Regions from separate parts of the Homo sapiens genome. Here all the other regions are linked to region 3. Evidence: chromatin loops called from intact Hi-C (ENCODE). Cell type or tissue: HCT116. All regions are shown on one strand. Region 1 overlaps HECW1 (HECT, C2 and WW domain containing E3 ubiquitin protein ligase 1). Region 2 overlaps COA1 (cytochrome c oxidase assembly factor 1). Region 3 overlaps MRPL32 (mitochondrial ribosomal protein L32).

The links. Peaks named below come from ENCODE experiments on the same cell type or tissue, not always from the same donor. Only the 100,000 strongest peaks of a DNase experiment are listed, where the experiment ranks them.
Region 1: a loop joins it to region 3, with 4 times the contacts of the local background. A loop is called at or near these places in 3 of 110 quality-filtered maps.
Region 2: it touches region 3 in a loop (8-fold over the local background); 8 of 110 quality-filtered maps call a loop at or near these places.

Annotation. Positions count from the first base shown.
Region 1 is chr7:43,349,196-43,357,195 of GRCh38, forward strand. The region is part of intron 5 of HECW1 (HECT, C2 and WW domain containing E3 ubiquitin protein ligase 1); the gene reads left to right. Among named protein-coding and RNA genes, the nearest start is that of LUARIS, 170 kb to the right of the region's middle. In HCT116, a CTCF peak has its summit at 4,897 (motif pointing left); a DNase peak (open chromatin) is centred at 4,846.
Region 2 is chr7:43,695,623-43,703,622 of GRCh38, forward strand. All of the region lies in intron 1 of COA1 (cytochrome c oxidase assembly factor 1), which reads right to left. Among named protein-coding and RNA genes, the nearest start is that of COA1, 30 kb to the right of the region's middle. In HCT116, a CTCF peak has its summit at 4,534 (motif pointing left); a DNase peak (open chromatin) is centred at 4,519.
Region 3 is chr7:42,936,953-42,944,952 of GRCh38, forward strand. It overlaps MRPL32 (mitochondrial ribosomal protein L32), which reads left to right. Exons shown (of 3, transcript NM_031903.3): 3 at 370-905. The coding sequence ends at 624. Among named protein-coding and RNA genes, the nearest start is that of MRPL32, 8.6 kb to the left of the region's middle. In HCT116, CTCF peaks have their summits at 4,486 (motif pointing right) and 4,508 (motif pointing right); a DNase peak (open chromatin) is centred at 4,469.

The DNA of each region.
Region 1 (8,000 bases), 410 kb after region 3:
GGCTAATTTTGTATTTTTAGTAGAGACGGGGTTTCTCCATGTTGATTAGGCCGGTCTCAAACTCCTGACCTCAAGTCATCTGCCTGCCTCGGCCTCCCAAAGTGCTGGGATTACAAGTGTGAGCCACTGCACCCGGCCTGTTGGATGAAATGTTCTATGTCTATCTGTTAAGTGCATTTGTTCCAAGGTATAGTTTAAGTCCATTGTTTCTTTGTTGACTTCCTGTCTTAATGACCTGTCTAGTGCTGTCAGTGAAGTATTGAAGTTCCCCCACTACTATTATGTTGCTGTCTATATCATTTCTTAGGTCTATTAGTAATTGTTTTATAAATTTGGGAGCTCCAGTGTTAGGTGCATGTATGTTTAGGATTGTGATATTTTCCTTTGGACAAGGTCTTTTACCCTTACATACTGTCCCTCTTTGTCTCTTTTAAACACTGGTGCTTTAAAGTTTGTTTTGTCTTATATAATAATAGCTACCCCTGCTCACTTTTGGTGTCCATTTGCATGAAATGCCTTTTTTCACCCCTTTACTTTATGTGAGTCCTTATGTGTTAGTTGAGTCTCCTGAAGGCAGCAGATAGTTGGTTGGTGAGTTATCCATTCTGCGGTTCTGTATCTTTTAAGTGGGGAATTTAGGCCATTTACATTCAATGTAAGTATCGAAATATGAGGTACCATTGCTTTCATCATGTTCTTTGTTGCCTGTGTACTTTGTTTTTGTTTTTATGCTTTTTAAATTGTATTTTTGTTTTATAGGTCCTGTGTGATTTATGCTTTAAAGAGGTTCTGTTTTGACGTGTTTTCAGGATTTGTTTCAAGATTTAGAGCTCCTTTTAGCAGTTCTTGTAGTGGTGGTTTGGTAATGGCAAATTCTCTCAGCATTTGTTTGTCTGAAAGAGACTATATCTTTCCTTCATATATGATGCTTAGTTTCGCTAGATACAAAATTCTTGGCTGATAATTGTTTTGTTTGAGGAGGCTGAAGATAGAGCCCCAATCCCTTCTAGCTTGTAGGGTTTCTGCTGAGAAATCTGCTGTCAATCTGATACGTTTTCCTTTATAGTTTACCTGGTGCTTCTATCTCACAGACCTTAAGATTCTTTCCTTCATCTTAACTTTAGATAACCTGATGACAGTGTGCCTAGGGGAAGATCTTTTTGTGGTTAATTTCCCAGGTGTTCTTTGTGCTTCTTGTATTTGGCTGTCTAGGTCTCTTGCAAGGCCAGGGAAGTTTTCCTCAATTATTCCCCCAAATGTTTTCCAGGCTTTTAGAATTCTATTCTTCCTCAGGAATATCGTTTATATTTAGGTTTGGTCATTTAACATAATCCCAGACTCCTTGGAGGCTTTGTTCATGTTTTCTTACTCTTTTTCCTTTGTCTTTGTTAGATTGGGTTAATTCAAAGACCTTGTCTTCAAGCTCTGAATTTCTTTCTTCTACTTGTTCAGTTCTATTGCTGTGACTTTCCAGAGCATTTCACATTTCTAAAAGTGTGTCCAAAGTTTCCTGAATTGTTTATTGTTTTTTTCTTTAAGCTATCTATTTCCATGACTATTTCTCCCTTTACTTCTTGTATCATTTTTTGGATTTCCTTGCATTGGGCTTCGCCCTTCTGTGGTCCCTCCCTGATTAGCATAATAACTAACCTCCTGAATTCTTTTTCAGGTAAATCAGGGATTTCTTCTTGGTTTGGATCCATTGCTGGTGCACTAGTGTGATTTTTGGGAGGCATTGACAAGACTTGTTTTATCATATTACCAGGGTTGGTGTTTTCTGGTTCCTTTTCATTTGGGTAGGCTCTATCAGAGGGAAGGTCTAGGGCTGAAGGCTGTTGTTCAGATTCTTTTGCCTCTGGGGTGTTCCCTTGAATTAGTACTGTCCCCTTTTCCTACGGTGTGGCTTCCTGTGAGCCAAACTGCAGTGATTGTTGTCTTTCTTCTGGGTCTAGCCACCCAGCGAGTCTACCTGCCTCCAGGCTGTTACTGGGGGTTATCTGCACAGAGTCCTGTGATGTGAACCATCTATAGGTCTCTCAGCCATGAATACCAGTGCCTGTTCTGGTGGAGGTGGCAGAGGGTGCAATGGACTCCATAGGGGTCCTTGGCTTTGGTTGTTCAATGCTCTATTTTTGTACTGGTTGGCCTCCTACCAGGAGGTGGCACTTTCCAGAGAGTTTCGGCTGTAGTAGTATGCAGAGGGACCAGTGGTGGGCGATGCCTTAGAACTCTCAAGATTATATGCCCTTTATCTTCCACTACCAGGGTGGGTAGGGAAGGACCACCAGGTGGGGGCAGGGCTAGACGTGTCTGAGCTCAGACTTTTAGGGCAGGTCTTGCTGTGGCTGCTGTGGGGGATGGGGGTGAGATTCCCAGGAGTGACATCTACTTGTTATGGAACATATGCCTGTATCTGATGACTCTGATATCTGGAAATTCTATGTATCTGCCTTTTCTTTGTCAGCTGTTTTTTTTCTTTCTTCTTTTTTTTTTTTTTTTTTTACATTGCCTTGTCTTTGCATGTGCTTGGTCAATTTTAATTAAGAACAGTACAATGTAAATGAAAACTTGTAGAAATCAGATGAGGCTTAGAATGATGCTACTTTCCTCCTGAGGGGTTTTACATTTTCTTCTGACCAATGTCTAGCAATCCAGAATAACCTCAATTGAATTTCAAGGCTTGAGATGATTCAGAGGGCTAAGGCTGGTGTATTTCTCAACAGTATATCCGTTTATTATTCAGAGTCCCACCTTGAATCGTAAGGGAATTACCAGAGCTTTCCTTTTTGACAGGCTTTAGATTTTTAAGTTTTATCCCCTTAACCCGGCAAACCTGTCAAATATTCTTTTCAGCTTCTCAGCCTCTCAGATGCTTCTTTTAGAATCAACACACTTACCCCTAGAGAAACAACCCCAAATCCTGGGCTTATCTCTGAGTTTTCATGTTCTGTATCTTGACCTCATTATTTTATTTTCCACTGCCTTGCTAGGTCTCTGATGCCTTCAGGCTAGGGTTTCTAGATCTAGGGGAAAAAACTTTCAGGACATCTAATTAAATTTGAATTTAAAATAAACAATGAATAATATTTTTATTGTATGTGTATTCCATGCAATAATCGAAACTTGCTTATACTAAAAATTCATTCTTTGTTTATCTGAAATTCAATTTTAACTGGGTGTCCTGTATTTGATTTGGTAACCCTACTTTTGGCAGAATTATTTCTACATTTTAACAGCTTTTCTAGATGTTCTCTGAATTACCTAGTACATTATTACTGAAAGTGGAAGTTTACTTCTGTTAGCTGGTCAGCAAACTTGAGTTATTAAAAACTTTTGAGAGACAAATCACCAAGAAAGGAGTTAATGTTTGCTTAAATCCTAGGTCTGCCATGAACCATATGTGTGACCTTATGTAAGTGGCCTTAATTTTGACCTCATTTTCCTTAGATGTAAAATAAGAATGACAGGTGACATTTACTGAGGTCTGATTATATGCCAAGCATTGTGCTAAACACATTTTTTTAAGAAGGCTAATAATGATTGGCTATACATCATAGGATTCTTGTGAGGATCAAATTAGAAAATATTATTAATGCCCTGGTACATAGTAAGTGCTAATTAACTGTTAAGACAAATTTAAGTCATTGCTTTTAAACTTAATTGAACATTTTACTTACTCAGGTCTCCTATCATCATTGCATACTGATGTCTCCAGTGCTACAGCTGGCCTACTAATCCCTTAACAGTGTAGGAAGGTGGGGGGGCAGGGAAGCAATTTTCTCCTTTCTTTAAGTGGTAATAAACTGAAGTGAAACAATCTGTACTCTCTGAATACATGCCCTTAAATAAAGATTATAGTTGCAATCTGTGTATAAATATACATATTTATAGTGGTAGAAACTTCAGTTTTGCTCTACTTCGTGAAGGACATGGTCACCCCGGCCCAAACTTGAAAATATAAATATATATATATTATTGATGCATGTGTTTTAATATTTATGGATGGCTTTCATTTGTAGCCCACCCCTAAATAAGAAGAAACGTTAATGATTTAATATCCCTTTTCAGCTAGAATGGGAAATCATTTTAAATTACAGGGATATTTAGGTTAAATAAAAGGAAGATCAATTTATAATCAAGTTGCTAAACACTGGAACATAGTATTAAAATACTCGTTTAAGAAAAAGGAAAACAACCTTTGCCAACAACTTCTCAGAAGAGTACCATGACGTCCATTTCCAAAAGGGTAGTATAGAGGCAAGATGGCTTCACTTCCCCCCACAGAAAATTTAAAACAATTGTATGGCACCAAGATGATCACCAGCAATATCCCAGAACTCAAATATGAGGGTAAGACAGCTCTCAGGGCCACAAAGCAGTGAAAAAAACTCTGAGCAGATGGTAAGAGAATCAGACTTCCATATCCACAATGCCCCTCCCTCCCCTCAATCTACCTGGCACCAAGTGCATGGAAAATTTTTCCCCAACTCATGATTTATACACTGGAAAAAGTGAAATGGAGGTAGACAACCAGCTTCCACATCATTTTGGGTTCCCTGGGAGGAGACTTGTCCCTGCCTCAACCCACGAGAAGCATTGGGAGTGCCTGAAGAGAGAACTATCCCTGAGAGCAACCATAGACAAAGCAAGGAAGAAAGACCACCACCCCTGGAAACTCTGAGATATAGCTCAGCCAAAGGAGACACTAAATCAGAGTGAGTGTTCAGCAGCACCATGCCGTGGAAAGCTTGTTCCATAGATCCCCTTGGCATGAGCCCTTAGCCAGTTTTTCCATAGTCCTGGGATAAACCTTTTGGGACCTCCTCCATTCAGGATGGGCAGCAATCTGATTGTTTACTAGAAGTGAGGCAAACCTGGGTTTAATGTGCCATCTAGTGTCAAAAAGGAGGCAATTATTTATAGTAGGGGAAAAAAAAGAAAGATATCAACAGGTAAATTACAAAGAATCTCTACACAAACATATCCAATAATAAAAAAAAAAAAAGGCCAGACAGAGAAGACTGAAATAAATAACTAATCCTTCAATGCAAAGACATAGCTGTATATCTACAAGAAAAACAGCAAACAGAAAACCATGACCTCCTCAAGTGGGCAAAGAAAGGAACTAGTGATTGACCCCAATGAGACAGCAATACGTGTACTCTCTAACAACTGAAAAATAGCAGTTTTAAACAAACTCAGCGATCTCCAAGATAAGACAGAAAAAGCAATTCAGAAATTTATCAAGGAAATTTAACAAAGAGATTGAAATAATTTTAAAAATAAAACAAATCTTGGAACTGAGAAATATATTTGCTGAAGTGAAAAATTTATTACACGTTCTCAACAGCAGACTGAATCAAACAGAGAAAAGAATCAGTGAGCTCAAAGAGAGGCTATTTGAAAATACGCAGAGGAGAAAAAAGAAAAAACAATAAAAAGGAACAAAGATCACCTACAAGACATAGAAAATTACCTCAGAAGACCAAATCTAAGAATTATTGGTGTTCAAAAGGAATTGAGCAACAGCAAGGAGAAAATTTATTCAAAGAAATAATAACAGAACACTTCCCAAAACTTGAGAAAGAGGTATATATCCATCCAGATACAGAAAGATCAGAGAACACCAAACAGATTCAACTCAAATAAGGCTATCCCACAGCATATAATAATCAAACTTTCAAAGGTCAAGGACAAAGATGGCATCTTAAAAGCAGCAAGAGAATAAAAGCAAAGAACATATAAAGGAACTCCAGTTCATCAGGCAGCAGACTTCTTAATGGAAACCATAGAGACCAAGAGGGAGTGAGATGACATGTTCCAAGTGCTGAAAGGAAAAAAAAAAAAACTGCCTCCCAGGAATTCCGTATCCAGCAAAGTTATCCTTCAAATACAGAAAAGAGATAAATTATTTCCCAGAGAAACAAAGGCTAAAAGAATTCACTACCACCAGACCCATCATACAAGAAATGCTTAAGAGAGTTATTTAATCTGAAAAACAAAAACAAAAAACACTAGTGAGTAAAAAGGAAACGTTTGAAGATATAAAATCCACTAGTAAAATTAAGTACGCAGACAAACCCAGGATACTCTAATACTGTAATTGTGGTGTGCAATCTATTCATATCTCTAGTAGGAAGCCCAAAAGATAAATTGATCAAAAACAGTAATACCTTTAGCAACCTGTTAAGAGATAAGTAATATAAAAATATGTAAATTGAGACAATGTAAAATCCAAATGTTGGGAGGATGGAGTTAAATTATAGAGGCTTTTTTTTAAATTTGTTCTTTGTTTCTATTCTTTGTGATCTAAGATAAGTTGTCATCTCCTTAAAATAACTTGTTACATCTATAAGATTTTTTTGTAAGCCTCATGGCAACCAAAATGCAAAACCTATAATAGATTCACTAAAAATAAAAAGCAAAAAAACATACTACCAGAGAAAATAACTTAACCACAAAGGAAGATAGGAAATATGGAAAAAAGGAAGAGAGCAGTTAAAAACCAACCAGAGGCCAGGCACAGTAGCTCATGCCTGAAACCCAGCACTTTGGGAGGCTGAGGCAGGCAGATCATGAGGTCAAGAGATCGAGACCATCCTGGCCAACATGGTGAAACCCTGTCTCTACTAAAAATACAAAAATTAGCTGGGTGTGGTGGCGCACACCTGTAGTCCCAGCTACTCAGGAGGCTGAGGCAGGAGAATCACTTGAACACAGGAGGCGGAGGTTGCAGTGAGCCAAGATTGCGCCACTGCATTCTAGCCTGGCAACAGAGCAAGACTCCGTTAAAAAAATAAATAAAATGAAATAAAAAACAGAAAACAAGCAACAAAATGGCAGTAATCAGTCCTTACTTATCAATAATAATAACAAATATAAATATGCTCAATTCTCTAATTAAAAGGGATAGAGTGGCTGAGTTAATAAAGAAACAAGACCCAACTATATGCTGCCTATAAGAAACCCACTTCAGCTATAAAGACACATATAGACTGAAAGTATTGAGGTGGAAAAAGATATTCCATGCAACTAGAAACCATAAAGGGCAAGAGTACCTATGCTTACATCAGATAAAATAGACTACAAATCAAAGACTGTAAAAAGAGATAAAGAAGGTCACTATACAATGATAAAGGGGTCAATTCAGCAAGCGGCTATGAAAATCTATGCATATCTATGCACCCAACACCAGAGCTCCCAAATATGTAAAGCAAACATTAATAGATCTAAAATGAGAGATACACTACAATATGATCATAATAGGGGACTTCAATACCCCACTCTCCATAATGGCCATATCATTCCAGCAAGGAAATGTAAATAAACTACACACTGACCACATGGCCTAACTGACATCTATAGAACATTTCACTCAACTGCTGCAGAATACACATTTTTTCTATCAACACATGGAACATTCTTCAGAATAGACCATGTATTAAGCCACAAAATAAATGTCAACAAATTCAAAAAAGTAGAAATCTTATCAAGTATCTTCTCTGACCACAAAAGGAATAAAACAAAATCATTAACAAGAGAAATCTCAGAAACTACACAAACACATGGAAATTAAACTACATGCTCCTGAACAACTAATGGAGAAATTAAGAAAAAAGTTTTAAAATTTTTTGAAACAAATCAAATAGAAATACAGCATACCAAAATGTATGCGGTATAGTAAACAACTCAAGAGCAAAAAACAATCTGATTTTTAAGTAGCATCTTTTAAAAGATGTGAATAGACATTTCTTAAAAGAAGACAGACAAATGGCCAACAGATGCATGAAAAAAATGCTCAACATCAGTAATCATCAGGGAAATGCAAATCAAAACCACAATGAGTTATCATTCACCCCAATTAAAACAGGACAGGGAGCAACAAATGCTGGTGAGAACACAGAAAAAGGGGAGCCCTCATACACTGCTGGTGGGAATGTAAATTAGTACAGCCACTATGAAAAACTAACAGATTCCTCAAAAAATTAAAAATAGAACTA
Region 2 (8,000 bases), 760 kb after region 3:
CTCATTAATACTACGGCAAATACAAATTAGAGAAATATGAAAAGTCATTACATACCAATCATATGCCAAAAATTTAAGTCTGGTAAAACCAAGAGTGACCAACATCTGGAACACAGTTTTATATACCACTGCTGGGAATGTAAATTAATCCAAATACTTTACAGAACAATTTGGCAATACTAGTAAAACTGAAAATGCATATACCCTTCAGCCTAGCAATTGCAGTTCTGCATATATATCCTAGACCCCAGGGCCTACAGCAACTCCCTTACAAATACGAAAGGAAACTTGTGCAAGAATATTGTATTAGTCCATTTTCACACTGCTGATAAAGACATACCCGAGGAATGGGCAAATTTACAAAAGAAAGAGGTTTAATCGACATACAGTTCCACAGGACTGGGGAGGCCTCACAATCACGGCGGAAGACAAGGAAGAGCAAGTCACATCTCACATGGAAGCCTGCCTTGGCTTCCCAGAGTGCTGGGATTAAGGTATGAGCCACCGCACCCGGCCAGAAACTTACTTGATTAAAATTTCTTTCCAAACTTCATAAATAACAATCGCCAGTTTCTTCTAATTGAAATGAACGGTAAAGAGGCAAAGAGAAAATGAACCAGCAGGGGAAATGCCAGATGCTTATAAAACCATCAGATCTTGTGAGAATTCACACTATCACGAGAACAGTATGGGGGGAACCGCCCCCAATGATTCAATTATCTCCACCTGGCCCCGCCATTGACATATGCGGAATATTATAATTCAAGGTGAGATTTGGGTAGGGACACAGAACCAAACCATATCAGATATTCACTGCCATTGTCTATAAAAGCAAATTAACCAGAAACTTGACTATCATCAGGAAATGTATAAACTATAATAGAAGCATACAATGGAATACTACACAGCACCTAAAATGAATGACCAAACTACAAATATCAACATGACTGTAGTTCAAAATCACAAGGCTGAACTAATAAAAAGCAAACTGCAGAATGATATGTAAGGTATGATGGTGTGTGTGTAGGCTACATCCATATATAATAAAATAAAAATAAAAATGTTGATATATACATATGTGTGTGTATATATATGTATATATATAGACAGTGGTTATTTCTGAGCAGGAAGGAAGACAGAAAAAGAGAATCAGGGAAGATTACACAGGGTGCTTCAACTGTATCCATTTTGTTTTCTTTCTTTACAAAAAAGAAAAGCCTGGCTGGGCACAGTGGCTCATACCTGTAATCCCAGCACTTTGGGAAGCCAAGGCAGGCGGATCACAAGGTCAAGAGATCAAGACCATCCTGGCCAAAATGGTGAAACCCCATATCTACTAAAAATACAAAAAATTAACTCGGCATGGTGACACACGCCTGTAGTCCCAGCTACTCGGGAGGCTGAGGCAGGAGAATCGCTTGAACCCAGGAGACAGAGGCTGCAGTGAATCGAGATCATGCCACTGCACTCCAGCCTGGCGACAGAGACTCCATCTCAAAAAACAAAAAACAAAAAACAAATAAAAAAAAGAAAAGCCTGGCAAATATGTAAAAATATAAGAATCTGATATCAGTAAATGATAGGTACATGGGTATTTGTTATGTTATTCTCTAAATTCTTCTGTATGCTTAACATATTCATAATTTTAATTAAGCATATTATATCACATGGAAACTTATTTATTTTTGAGACAGAATCTCACTGTGTGGCCCAGGCTGGAGTGCAGTGGCATGATCTCGACTCACTGCAACCTCTGCCTCCCTGGTTCAAGTGATTCTCCTGTCTCAGCCTCCCGAGTAGCTGGGACTACAGGGGCATGTGTCACCATTCCCAGCTAATTTTTGTATTAGACAGGGTTTCATCATGTTGGCCAGGCTGGTCTCAAACTCCTGACCTCAAGTGATCCGCCTGCCTCGGCTTCCCAAAGTGCTGGATTAAGGTATGAGCCACCGCACCCAGCTGGAAACTTATTTGATTAAAATTTCTTTCCAAACTTCATAAATGACAATTGCCAGCTTCTTCTAATTGAAATGAATGGTAAAGCTGTCAGGGCTTTCCTGAAAATTCTGGAATTCCACAAGAAAAGATTTGGCTGCCCTCACACTCAGTATTCCATCTCAGCTTCTTTTCCTTAAAAAGTCCTTCCATGGCACATTTCTATTTAAATATTAATCATCTGTAAACATTCCCACATAAATGCACTGCCCTACGCAAGGGCTGTGAAATGGAAATGCAATCTGAAGCAGACACACCACAGCAAAAGGCACCAAGACTCATGTGAGCATCTAAAATCACCAGTTGCCACGGATGACTAATATAAAGGTAGATAGCAGCTCTTTCATTTAGGGACATGAGTTTCCGAATCACAGCAAGAGAAGGATAATCTCTTCTGCATTCTCAGACATTTTACCAAAACCAGAAAGCGCCTATGTTAGCTCAAATCAGTAGAAAAATTACCAAGATCACTTATTAATTAGATTAATACAGGATGAAAGTCCAGAAACATTAAAGCATAACCTATAGAAAAACTGACTTTGCAAAGTCAAAACACATTTATGGCATCATAGACAATATGAAAAACAAACGTTTAGCCAGTAGGTAAATCAGAAAGGTTAATTTCAGTGATAATTAATTTCAGTGGTGTCAATACAACCAACTTAAAACGCTTTTTTTTCCAGGAACTCACTGCTTGCTAACCAACTTGTTCTTACAGGCAAGTCTACCTTTTTTAAATCTCAAATGTGAAAACTGATACACAATTTACAGATGCAGAGGTATAAGACCAGCTCATTGGTATAAATGACAAACCTCTCAATGCCATGGTTTCCTTGTTGTAATTCAAGGTTTCCTCGTTATAATTCAACACAGATATTGAAAACTTGTCATCCACTAATATTTATATAATACCTTTGAGACTCATAGGACAAAAGGCAATGCAAAGCCTCCTATACATAACCATAGTAAAGGTTTAGAGTTGATGCAGTAGGCTGCCATGAGCCAACAGTGACGCCAGCCAACTAGCTCTGACAACCTTATTATGCTAATCATTTGTATAAATTGTTAGTGGCTGTGAGATGTGAATCATAAATAGCATACCATACTTACACATGATCTTTGGTTCCCAGTTTTAAAGGACACTAAGCTAAGCTAGAATATGTTTTAAAAGTCCATTATCAGTTCTCACTGATTAAATCATTTAACAATTAGATACGGCTTGAAGGTTACACCATCAAGCACACATTTTTCCACCACACAAATTATCCATCTGCATAAAGGCTGATAAATCCATTCTGAAAAGTGAACATTTGAAAATCACAAGCCCTCACTGCCACCATCTTATATTAGCATAAATATTCTTGCAATTGTCAACCAGAAAGTTTTACATTTCTCAGTACTTTATTTTAGCACTGAAGTGACATCTAGGGCTTGGGAAAACTCAGAACAGCGTGGGTTAGGAAAGCTACAATTATATCTTGACTGCCTTCACCAAATTACAGGAGTGGGAGGTAAAGACATTAATTGAGACACTCGTAAAAGAACACACCCTTAAAAATGAACCCTGCACTCCAATACACTTTTTCTGGATTAAATCCAGAAAAAAAACACATATACCCCTCAGTTAGTGAATTTTACAGAGAGCACAGCAACAAGAAGTACCTAGTTCATAACTCCTTGAGAGGAGAAATTCATGCATCTTTCTGGCTGTAACCAAGGTAGTTATTATGATTTAATTAGAAGTTCTTATTCACTTTATTAATTACAGAGTTAATTATGTCTGTTTAAAGTGAACTGTGGGATTTGCAGAGCCAACCTACTATTTGTTTTTTTTAAAAAGTGAAGATGTTTTAAGTACTAATTAGCAAAGGTATGTTTTATATTTGCTCCTAGTACAGTTTCCAGTCTTGAAAGATTAGATTTCCACTTGACTCTCTAACACAGACAGCAAAACTGTCACGCAGACATGAGAAGCAAATGTAAAACAATTGTGATAGAGAATGTTTTGTTTCAATATGTCCTACACAGAAGCTTATTTGATGGCTTCAAAGTGACACTAAGCATATTTAGAATGCTGTCAACATCCCAATACCTAATTAGCATATCATCAACAGTATCATTTCAGAACTAGAGCTATCTTAGAAGTTATGGCCAAAGGCACTTGAGAAATATGTTGAAAGAGAAATTAAGCAGGAGGTGCGGAATTCTTGAGGCATGATTAGAGTCAGTCTTACAAAAAAAGTCAGATACACAAATGCAAGGGCTTGGGATTATTTTAGGTATGATTTTGGTTTGTCCTTTGACTTTTCATCTAGTAGCTATTAAGTATACATATATCTTTATCATCGCTTTGTAAGCACTCTAAGGACAAGTGAAGACTTAACTTCAACCTCTTTAGTGTCCTCGTTAAAAAATAAAAACATGAAGTCCAAGTATTCATACGGCAAAAAAACAAAAATCAAGACTGTACCAGCAAATCCAGGATGCTCAATGGCTTTAATGGAGCTTGTCCAAATTGGCCTCTTAATATTTAGCACCATCTAGTGGCAAATCTATTTTTTAAGTTGGAGAAAAAATATGGACCACAATCATACGTATGGAAAAACCTCGATCAGTAATAATATTTCAACATCGGTACAAATTAATGCTTTTGATAGCTGTTGAATACAGATGATAGCTAACATGGGTATCCACTACCTATCTAACAGGCTCTTTAAATCTGTATATACATAAAATTTTCTATAACAAAAGAACAAAAAAAGAAAGCCTCTGAAAGTAGTCTGATTTGTCTCATAGAAAATTCTTCTAGACCCATATTCTGACTCATTCCGGCCTGAGATTTCAAATACGTTACCATCACAGAAAAAAACTGACAAAGATGCCCTAATCAGCTTTTATAAAAATGTAGGCAGATATATATATATATATATACATACACGTATATATATGTACACATATATACGTGTATATATACGTGTGTGTGTGTGTGTGTGTGTGTGTGTTAGAGTAAGGTACCTAAATAGCTACTTTAATATTCAATGCTCACACTAACCTTTCTGCATTTTCTTACAATAGTCCTATTTTAAAGAAAAAACAAACTGGCAAATGTTGTTTATAGTTTACAAGTGTAGTGAGTTAAGAAAATGAAGCCATAGCAACACTGGCCACAGCACCCAAAACAAACACCTCCCTACTAGGTGCTCTGTAAAGAAGTAGGTACATCTCAGGCTGTTACTGGAAGCACAGAAGACTTCCCTCGACTCACAGCAATGATGCCATAAACAAAGCATTTTGCCAACAGTAGTAATAAGCTTATGCTGGTAAATCCTGCCTATCTCACCTGCTTTCCCTCCTACAAAAGCAAGCAAGCTATAAACAAAACCAAAAAGTTTTTGTTAAAACTTACAGCAATATATTTTGAAGATTCTTTTTCATAACAAAGTTGAAATACCTCCTTGTCACAAAATTATCTTTTTTACTTTTTAAAATCTTTTTGAACTTTTTAGGTCTGTGGTATATGTGCAGATTTTTTACATGGGTATACTGCATGTCACTGGGGTTTGGTGAACAAATGATTTCATTTCCCAGGTAGTAAGCATAGTACCCAATAGGTAGTTTTTTCAACCCTCACCCTCCTCCCACTCTCCATCCTCAAATCCTCCATCAACAGCCCCAGTGTCTGTTGTTCCCCTTCGTGTCTTCATGCATTCACTGTTTAGCTCTCACTTATAAGTGAGAATGTGTGGTATTTGGTTTTCTATTCCTGTGTTAATTTGCTTAGGATAATGGCCTCCAGCTGCATTCATGTTGCTGTAAAGGACATGATTCTGCTCTTTTTTATGGCCACACAGTATTCCATGGTGTGTATGTACCAAATTTTATTTATCCAGTCCACCACTGATGGGCACCTGGGTGCCCATATCTTTGCTATTGTGAATAGTGCTGCAATAAATGTACAAATGTATGTGTCTTCTTGGTAGAACAATTTACATTCCTTTGGGGTTCAGTAATGAGATTGGTAGTTCTGTTTTTAGTTGAGGAATAGTCACAACTGCTTTCCATAATGGTTGAACAAATTTAACTCCCACCAGCAGTGTATATGCATTCCCTTTTCTCTGCAACCTTGCCAGCATCTGTTATTGAGTTGTTAATAGCCACTCTGACTGGTGTGAGATAGTATCTCATTGTAGTTTTCATTTGCATTTCTCTAATAATTAGTGATAGTGAGCATTTTTTCATGTTTGTTGGCCATATATATGTCTTCTTTTAAAGTGTCTGTTCATGTCCCCTGCCCACTCTTTAATGGGGTTGTTTTCTGCTTGTAAGTTTGCTTAAGTTCCTTATAGATTCTGGATATTAGATCATTGTCAGATGAATAGTTTGCAAATATTTTCTCCCACTCTGTAGGGTATCTGTTTACTCTGTTGATAGTTTCTTTCACTGTGCAGAAGCTCCTTACTTTTAGGTCTCGCTTATCTATTTTTGTTTTGTTGCAATTGCTTTGGAAAACTGTCAAGAAATCTTTGCCAAGGCCTATGTCCAGAATGTTGGACCTATGACAAAACCTACGACATAACTGTCCTAGGTATTCTTCTAAAGTTTTTATAGTTTTAGATTTTACATTTAAGTCTTTAATCCATCTTAATTTTTGTATATGATGAAAGGCAGGGGTCCAGTTTCATTGCTCTGTATATGGCGAGCCAGTTATTCCAGCACTATCTATTGAATAGGGGACTCTTTTCCCCATTGCTTACTGTTGTCAACGTTGTTGAAGATCAGATGATTGTAGGTATGCAGCTTTATTTCCAGGCTCTCTATTCTGTTCCATTGGTCTATGTGTCTGTCTTTCTACTGGTACTATGCTGTTTTGGTTACTGTAGCCTTGTAGCATAGTTTGAAGTCGGATAATATGATGCCTCCAACTTTGTTCTTTCTGCTTAGGATTGCTTTAGCCATTTTTGGGTTCAATCTTGGGGGGTTGTATGTTTCCAGAAATTTATCCATTTATTCTAGGTTTTCTAGTTTCTCTACATAGGGGTGTTCATAATAGTCTCTGAGGGTTTTTGTGTTTCTGTGGGGTTGGTGGTAACGTCACCTTTGTCGTATCTGATTGTGTTTATTTGGATTTTCTCTTTATCAAACTAGCTAGCAATCTATCAATCTTATTTATTCTTTCAAAGAACCAACTTTTGGTTTCGTTGGTCTTTTGTATGGATTTTCATGTCTCAATCAGTTCAGCTCTGATTTTGGTTATCGCTTTTCTTCTGCTAGTTTTGAGGTTGGTTTGCTCTTGTTTTTCTAGAGTTCCTCTAGGTGTGGTGTTGGGTCATTAATTTTAGATCTTTCTAAGTTCTTGATGTAGGCATTTAGCACTATAAACTTTCCTCTTAACCTTTAGTTGTGTCCCAAGGATTCTAGTATGTTGTGTCTTTGTTTTCATTAGTTTCAAATATTTTTCTGCCTTAATTTCATTCTTTACCCAAAAGTCATTCAGGAACAGGCTGTTTAATTTCCATGTAATTGTATGGTTTGGGGATCTTCTTGGTATTGAGTTCTATTTTTATTGCACTGTGGTCTGACAGTGTGGTTAGCATGATTTCGGTTTTTGTCTGTTTTAGAATTGCTTTATGGCCAAGCATGTGGTCAATATTAGCATAGGTACCATGTATAAATTAGAAGAATGTATATTCTGTTTTTGTTGGGTGAAGTATTCTGTAGATGTCTGTTAGGTCCATTTGGTCAAGTGTCAAGTTTTGGTCCCAAATATCTTTATTAGTTTTCTGCATTGATGCTCTAACACTGTCAGCAGGGTATTGAAGTCTCCCACTATTGTTGTGTGGTCATCTAAGTTTCTTTGCAGGTCTCTAAGAATTTGTTTTATGAATCTGGGTGCTCTAGTGTTGGGTGCATATATATTTAGGATCATTAAATCTTCTAGTTGAATTGAATCTTTTATCATCCACTATGTAATGCCCTTCTTTGTCCTTTTTTATTATTATTGTTGG
Region 3 (8,000 bases):
TTATTTAAGATGCTGATTGTTTGGGTCACTTCATTATGTTGACAAATTCCTTATTTGATATTTAGTATTTGGAGTTAGGGGAAATGAGTATTTCTTTTTTCTTTTTTACATAACTACAACTGCTGTGTTTAAGTAAAGATACCAGATTCAGGTTGGCTGAATTCTAGTTCTAGTTTTTCTCTAATTCAAACTCAGTGTTGCTTGTCTTCAGTCTTCCTGTTAAAGTGAGGTGGAACTAGATGGTGTATGATGACCTCATGTAGCCTGAACATCCTAAGAAAGTTAAAATGTAAGCATTGCTCCTGTCAGTGGTTATTTGTTCGTTATATTGCCTCATGTTAAAATACGTTTTTGTTTATTGTTTTAAAGAACAACATAGACGTTTGTCCTGAATGTGGTCACCTGAAACAGAAACATGTCCTTTGTGCCTACTGCTATGAAAAGGTGTGCAAGGAGACTGCAGAAATCAGACGACAGATAGGGAAGCAAGAAGGGGGCCCTTTTAAGGCTCCCACCATAGAGACTGTGGTGCTGTACACGGGAGAGACACCGTCTGAACAAGATCAGGGCAAGAGGATCATTGAACGAGACAGAAAGCGACCATCCTGGTTCACCCAGAATTGACACCAAAGATGTTAAAAGGGTAACTTCACAGTAAATCATTTCTCCTGAAATAGAGGAAGATTCTTTATGTTGTTGTGCTTGTTTTTAAATCATCAGTATAGTTTAACACATTCTTTCTAAGCAGTTTTGTGTGGGATAATTTGAAGAATATATTATGAGTAAACTCCGAAAATTTTGTTTATCCAAAGGCTCAATGGATTATGTTTCTATTATATACAAGGTTTTAAGTAAACATAAAATTTCCAGAACAAAAATAAAAAATTTAAAATTCATAGCAAAAATTCTGTGTTTTGGCTTTGGTTTTGTTTGCCAGTGCCTTTTCTTAGACAAGAATACTTAACACAGATAACTCCATTTAAGTAACACATGGAAATAGGTTATTATTTGCATTTTTGGTATTGTTTTTTAAGATGGTAGGTGTGGCAGTAAGAATGGTTTTTGTTCTTATTTTTCTCTTAGCAAATTAAAATTGCTTTTGGAGGAAATTACTTTTATGAAACATACTAATTTACTTAGGTGATAGAAGTACTTCTTTACATTTTACATTAAATCAAAATCATATTCAGAATATATGAGATAGCCTATGTTTTGGAAGAGATTATTAGTAAAGATGTGAGCAGATTCCATAGCACACTGAAAATGTGATACGAATGTTCTTTGCATTTTTCTTTTAATATGTCCTTTTAGTTTATTTCACGTTTTATCAATTTTATCTCATTGTAACAATAGGCAATAGGCTCTTTAACTTAACTTTCTTTTTTTTTTTTTTTGAGATGGAGTTTCGCTCTTGTCGCCCAGGCTGGAGTGCAATAGCCTGATCTCAGCTTCACTGCAACCTCCGTCTCCTGGGTTCAAGAGATTCTCCTGTCTTAGTCTCCCAAGTAGCTGAGATTATAGGCGCCTGGCACCACGCCTAGCTAATATTTGTATTTTTAGTAGAGACAGGGTTTCACCATGTTGGCCAGGGTGGTCTCAAACTCCTGACCTCGGGCGATCCCACCTTCCTCAGCCTCCCAAAGTGCTGGGATTACAGGCATGAGCCAGTGTGCCTGGCCTTTAACTTAACTTTCTACAGTTAATTTCTTATTTTCTTCTACCTCTCTCATTCCTGTGTCCACCTTGAGCCCAAGGTTTGCTATTTTGTTTCTTGCCTCATTCAAAATGAAAAAAGTGAGGTAGCTATTTAAAACACATAATGATAAGCAACTTAGGGAATTATAGTTAAAGGTAACATCGGTAGACAAGATAAAGCCCAGGGAAGTATTTACAGCAAAAATACATGCTGCAGTAACCTGAACACATACTATATTAGGCAGCATATTTGACTCAACATTTTTTTTCTTTTTTTCTTTTTTTTTTTGAGACGAAGTTTCACTCTGTCGCCCAGGCTGGAGTGCAGTGGCACTACCTCGGCTCTCTGCAACCTTCACCTCCCAGGTTCAAGCAAGTCTCTTGTTCTCAGTTTCCCAAATAGCTGGGATTACAGGCACCGGCTACCATGCCCAGCTAATTTTTGTATTTTTAGTCCCGACCTCAGGTGATCTGCCCACCTTGGCCTTCCAAAGTGCCAGAATTACAGGCTGAACATTTTTTTCTTTGGAAAGAAAGAAGATTCACTTGCATGGATCAGTCTTCACAAAGTAAGACAGATAATCTAGAAGATGCATCACTATCTTGGTACTAAGGCCTGAAGTGTACTAAGGCCTGGGGCTTCATAATGAAAATTGTATAATGGCGCAATCTATGTTAACATTCCTAGAGGTAAAATCACCAATTTCATTGGGTATGGTATAGGCCAATGTTACGTTGAAGTGCAATTCAGTAAAAAATTTTTAAAACTTCCAAAGTGTTAGAATCCCAGCAAATAGCTCTTTCAAGGCTGGGCTTGATCTAAGCATTAAAAAGTTGAAATTCCAGAGGAATTGGTTATCTGCATATTATTTAGACAAACCTCTACAGATAATTATTTTTAACCCTGAGAAGTCATACAATGCTGTGTGTCAAAGATAGACTTGAGGTGGAATCAGTGGTTCATGAACACTGGGGATGAATATATTCAACTGCCTACTCAGTATCCTCAGTTGACTAATAGGTTGCAAAGTGTATCTCCAGGTAACAAATTGTCCTTTGATAGTACAGACTGAATGTATTCATGTATTGATCTGGCTGCTACAGATGTGAGAAAAAAACATTCTTATGTTGAAAGCTTAACCTCCAATGTGATGGTATTAGAAAGTGAGGCCTTTGAGTGGTAATTAGGGAATAAAGGTATACCCCTTATGAATAAGGCTGATGCTCTTATAAGAAGAGACGCAAGAGTGTTCTCTCTGCCCTCTGCCATGTGAGGCTCCAAGGAGAAGGCTGACTACAAATCAGGAAGCAGGTCTTCACCAGAACCAAATCTGCCAGCACCTTGATCTGGGACTTTCCACCTTCCAGAACTGTGAGAGATGAATCGTTGAAGAAACGCTGTTTGTTAATTTCTTAACAGGAGCTTGAGCTAAGACAGAGGCTCTATATGCAGGTAACCTAGTGAGAGTACGTGGGCAGAGTGACTGTTTTCTGTTTTCAATTCATGAATGGAGAAACTTATTATAAAATGCATCCCAAATTAGGCAATTATTAGATAGCAAAACCAGATATCTAGTCCATGTCAGAAAACCATGTCATAAAGGAGAGTACTTTCACTTTTACGAAGGGGTTGTCCCATCAAAGTTTTCTTTATAATACATTTTATCACTTCATGCCTCCAGTTTTTACTATGGCAGAAAATCATTATGAGTTGGAATTAAACCAATTATGTAACTGATTCAGGTTTTGAATTAGAAATTAATTCCCTTGTCCCTACTCATTCCCTACAACATGAAGATGTTGAGACATCTTACTAGGTTATTTTGGAAGGAGTCATTCTTGACTCTGACATCCCACCTTTTCTCCCTTTCACATCCAACCTGCGAGCAAATCCAAAAATCCCATTGATTCTACCCTCATTATATACTTAGAATCTGGCCATTTAACATGAAGATTTATGCATACATATTTTTTCTTGGGAAACCAAAAATAGTTTTGGTGCACTATGGATGACCCTAATGTAAATAAATTGTGATCTTTTAAAAATACGATTTTTTCATAATTTGTGTAGTGTGACTTTTAAGTTAAAAATTTATTATTTAAAGAGGTTCAATGAGTAGGGGCCTTTGTAACATTCATGATACGGGGATTGCCCTCCCACTCTCCTCAGATAACTGTTTTCTACACCTGCCTCCACCCTCCCATATGCAATTATGTTTCAGGGGCAGGATTTGCCCCTCAATATTTCTAAATCTGTGCTAAGGAATTCTGCTACGATTAGTGTTTTTCTGGCAAATACACAAACATAGATGCTCTGTCTTCAACTGCAATTTTTAGGGAGCAGTGTCATTCCATGGTCTAGATTAGTGAATAACATTTCCATCTTGCCTTTGAAACAGGATGGTGTCGCTTCCAGCTGCTGTCCTCTCGTTTTTTCCACAAAGGGCATCCAGAACAGCAACAGCTAAGGCAAATAGAGAGATATTCCCTGGTGCTCAGTGGAATGTCCCTGGGCTACTCTTTACCTTACTTCCAACCTTCGTGTTACCCTGCCCCTGTGTTCCTCTGCTGGCCCCGGTGACGGTCTGTGCACTCACCTCCTCCACGTTTGTGGAGTCGCTAGTAAGCATTAGGCATGCAATTTGGAGGTAGGACAGGAAGAAAGCTAGAGGGTTAACGAGTTCCAGTCTCTGGACCCTGGTGTTCAAGCTCAGAGCCAGCTTTACAGTTTCAGCCTTTAAACTCACATGAGGAACTGCTACAGTTTACTAGGCATCAGCAAGCCGCTCCACTAGGGGGCAGCAGGTGAATTGCACTGAAATTCTCAAATGAAATAATAAACCATCAGGTACAGCAATGCTGGGGACATTGTCTGTTTCTGCCAAAGCCATCAGCCTGTGGCTAGCAGACAGGATTACTGCAGGGGGAGAAAAGGCTGTCTGCAACGCTGAGTGAAAGCTAGAGGCTGCCAACAAAACTGAGCCTCCCTATCACTGTGTCCAGGGCTTCTCTCCCTCCGCCCTGGGTCAGTTTGCTCTCGCCAGTGTTCCCTCCTTGATCCTCTTCTTTTCCAACCCTACATCCTTGGGTACATGCAGCCAGCTTAATTCTAAAATCCTTTCCAAGAGCATCTTTCAGGATAAAAACTCTTTTCCAATATTCCCCAATATTACATTTCGGTAACTAAAAAGAACTACTGATTTTCTCATTGACATTCTTCTAATCAGTAGTTCTCAACCAGGGATGATCCCCTTCCCACCCCAGAGGACATTTGGCAATGCCTACAGACATTTTTGGTTGTCACGCTGGGGTAGGGGGGTGAGGGATGATGAGAGCTACTGCCTTCCAGTGGGTAGAAGCCAGGGACGATGCTCAATATTTTCCTCTATCAGACTCAATAACACTAACTTTTTTGAATAAAAAATGTGACATGAAAATATTTTAATTTTCTAGAAGTCTCAGTGAGCCATCTTATTTTCTTCCATAATTTAAATATGCAGTGATGACCCTCAGGTCTGTGTATCTAGGTCTCATTTTTCTATTAATCTCCAGACCCATGTTTCCAAATAATACGAGATTTCCATTAGAACGTCACATAAGTCTCAGTAGATCATAGCCTAACAACTTTTCCAAATCTCTCCCTGTAAATTTGCTTCTCTGATAGCCTAGCTTGGTTCGCTTATTCATTCAACAAATATGTCTAACATTTCTCCAACCATAGACTACCTCTGATTGACTAATGGACATTTCGGGGTTAGCATATTGAAAACGGAACTGCTGATCACCCCTATCCCTTACCCCACTAGCCAAACTTGTACCTCATCCAAACTTTCCCACCTTGACACAAATCAAATTGCTCCAGCAAAATCCTACTCATTCTTGATTTCTCCCTTCTCATCCCACATAAGCAACTCCTTTGACTCTACCCCCATAACATATCCTGAGTCCCAAGTGGCATTCAGTTTGGAATGACAGGAAGGGATGCCAGTGTAAGGAGAATGTGCTGGGAAGGGGCAAGAAGGGATCTAGGGAGACAGGCTAAGGGTCTCTGGAAGAAATCCAGGCTGAAGATGATGTAGCCCAAATCAGAATGGTGGCCAAGGACAGAAAGAACTAGAGGAAATAGAGATACATATTTCAGAAGTGGAATTGGTGAGGACTTGGTTGTAGAAATGCAGGAGAGGGGAAAACAGGATAATTCCCAGGTTTCTAGCTTGAGTAACAGAGAGGATGTGATTAGGGAGCCTGTGAGAGGTGAAGGCAGATTATGCAGGAAACTCAAGATACCCATTTTCGAGAAGCTACATTTGAAATACTTATTGGACATCGAAACTGAGATGGCAAGCAGGCTAATGGATATGTGAGTATGTAAATTTGGAAGCAGTCAGCAGATGGAGTGTATTTAAAGCCATTAAAATGAATGAGATTATCCACAGCAAGTACTTATGAAAGAAGAGAACCCGAAACTGAGCCCCGAGGAGAGGGGTAGCCTGTCGAGGAGGACATTAGACTGTCACGCCACAGATTCCAAGAGGGAGAGCATTTCAAGAAGAGGAAACCAGCCATCCTGTCAAATGCTGCTGGGAGGTGAAGATGAGGATAGGAAAGTACCCAATGATTGTGGCAATTGGAATTCATCTGCAAGATGACAAAAGTGATTTTATTTCAGTGTTGATGGCAGAAGACAGACTGGAGTGGGCTAAAGAGAAGATGTTTGCTGAGGTGGTAGAGGCCGTGTTCCTAGACAGTTCTTCCCAAAAGTTTTCTTCTGCTAGGGAGTAGAGAAATGAAGCAATAGCTAGAGGAAGATAGGGAATTAAGAGGCCACTGTGTGTATGAGTGTCTGTAAGTGTGTGCACTGCAAACTGAGAGATCAATATGTATTTATGCTGCTGGGAATTATCAAGTAGGAGAGGAGACTGTGGATGCAATGAAGCCAGGTTCAGGGGAGGTCTTTAATGCAGCTCCATCATGAGAGGATGGGCCTCAAGGCTTGCGCTTATTAGGAAGAAGAATGCATTCTCTATTGTTACACCTGAAAGTTGAACCAGGAGGAGGACCTAGGACAATACCCTAGAAGCCTGATTCATTTTCATGCTTTTCTGGAATATGTTGATATGGTTTGGATCTGTGTCCCCACCAAATCTCACATTGAAATGTAATCCCCATTGGTGGTGGTGGGGCCTGGTGGGAGGTGATTGGATCGGGGAACAGATTTCTCATGAATGGTTTAGCACCATCTTCTTGGTACTGTCCTCATGATAGTAAGTGAGTTCTCATGAAATTTGGTCACTTTAAAGTGTGTGGCACCTCCCTCCTCGCTCTCTTGCTCTTGCTTTAGCCATGGGATGTGCCTGCTCCTCCTTTGCCTTCCACTATGACTGGAAGCTTCCTGAGGCCTCACCAGAAGCAGATGCTGCTATGCTTCCTGTACAGCCTGCAGAACCATTAGCCAATTAAACTTCTTTTTTTATAAATTACTCAGTCTTAGGTATTTCTAGCATTGCAAGAATGGACTAATACATATGTCTAGAAGCATGAGTGTCTGAACCTGCCGTCACCACAGCCCCATCTATAATTTTGCTTTTCATGTTTTTCTGCCACTAGATGTAGACAAAATAAAAAATTCCATTCAGTCAAATATATTGATGATTTAATGGCCAGTGTCATATGTCATGTGTTTTTCCAGAGGTTTAATGGTTATTTTTCCTGATTTTATCTTGCAGAGTATGAAGGCCAGGGAAATCAAAGTATGTACTTCTAGTTAGCATAAGATGTAGTTATAGGGGGTTAAAAATAGCAATAGGTAAGACACATTCTCAAAGCTTTTGAAAAAGTTATTGCCAGTAAACTTTCTCATTCAAAAACTATTTATTAATATATGTACAGATATTTAATATTTTAAAAATAATATTTTTATTAATATATTCTTTACATTGAGCTCGAAATCATTTTTCTTCAATATGATGGGTGGCATTCACTCAACACCTATTATGTGTCAGGCATTCTGCCTATGTTAATCCTTAAAATAATATTATGGAGCAGATAGTAATAATTGCGGTCACTATTTATTAGTGTTTACTATGCATCAGGCACTGTGTCAAGAGTTTTACATAAATTACTGTTGACATAAAGGAAAAAAATCTGACGCTAAATTAATATTAGTAAAGAGATTATTTGGGCCAAGTTTGAGAACTGCAGCCCAGGAACATAAATTCAAGTTGCCCTGAATATACACTCAGACTAGCAGGAGTTACAAGCAGGTTTTGTTTGTTTGTTGTTTGTTTGAGACAGAGTCTCACTCT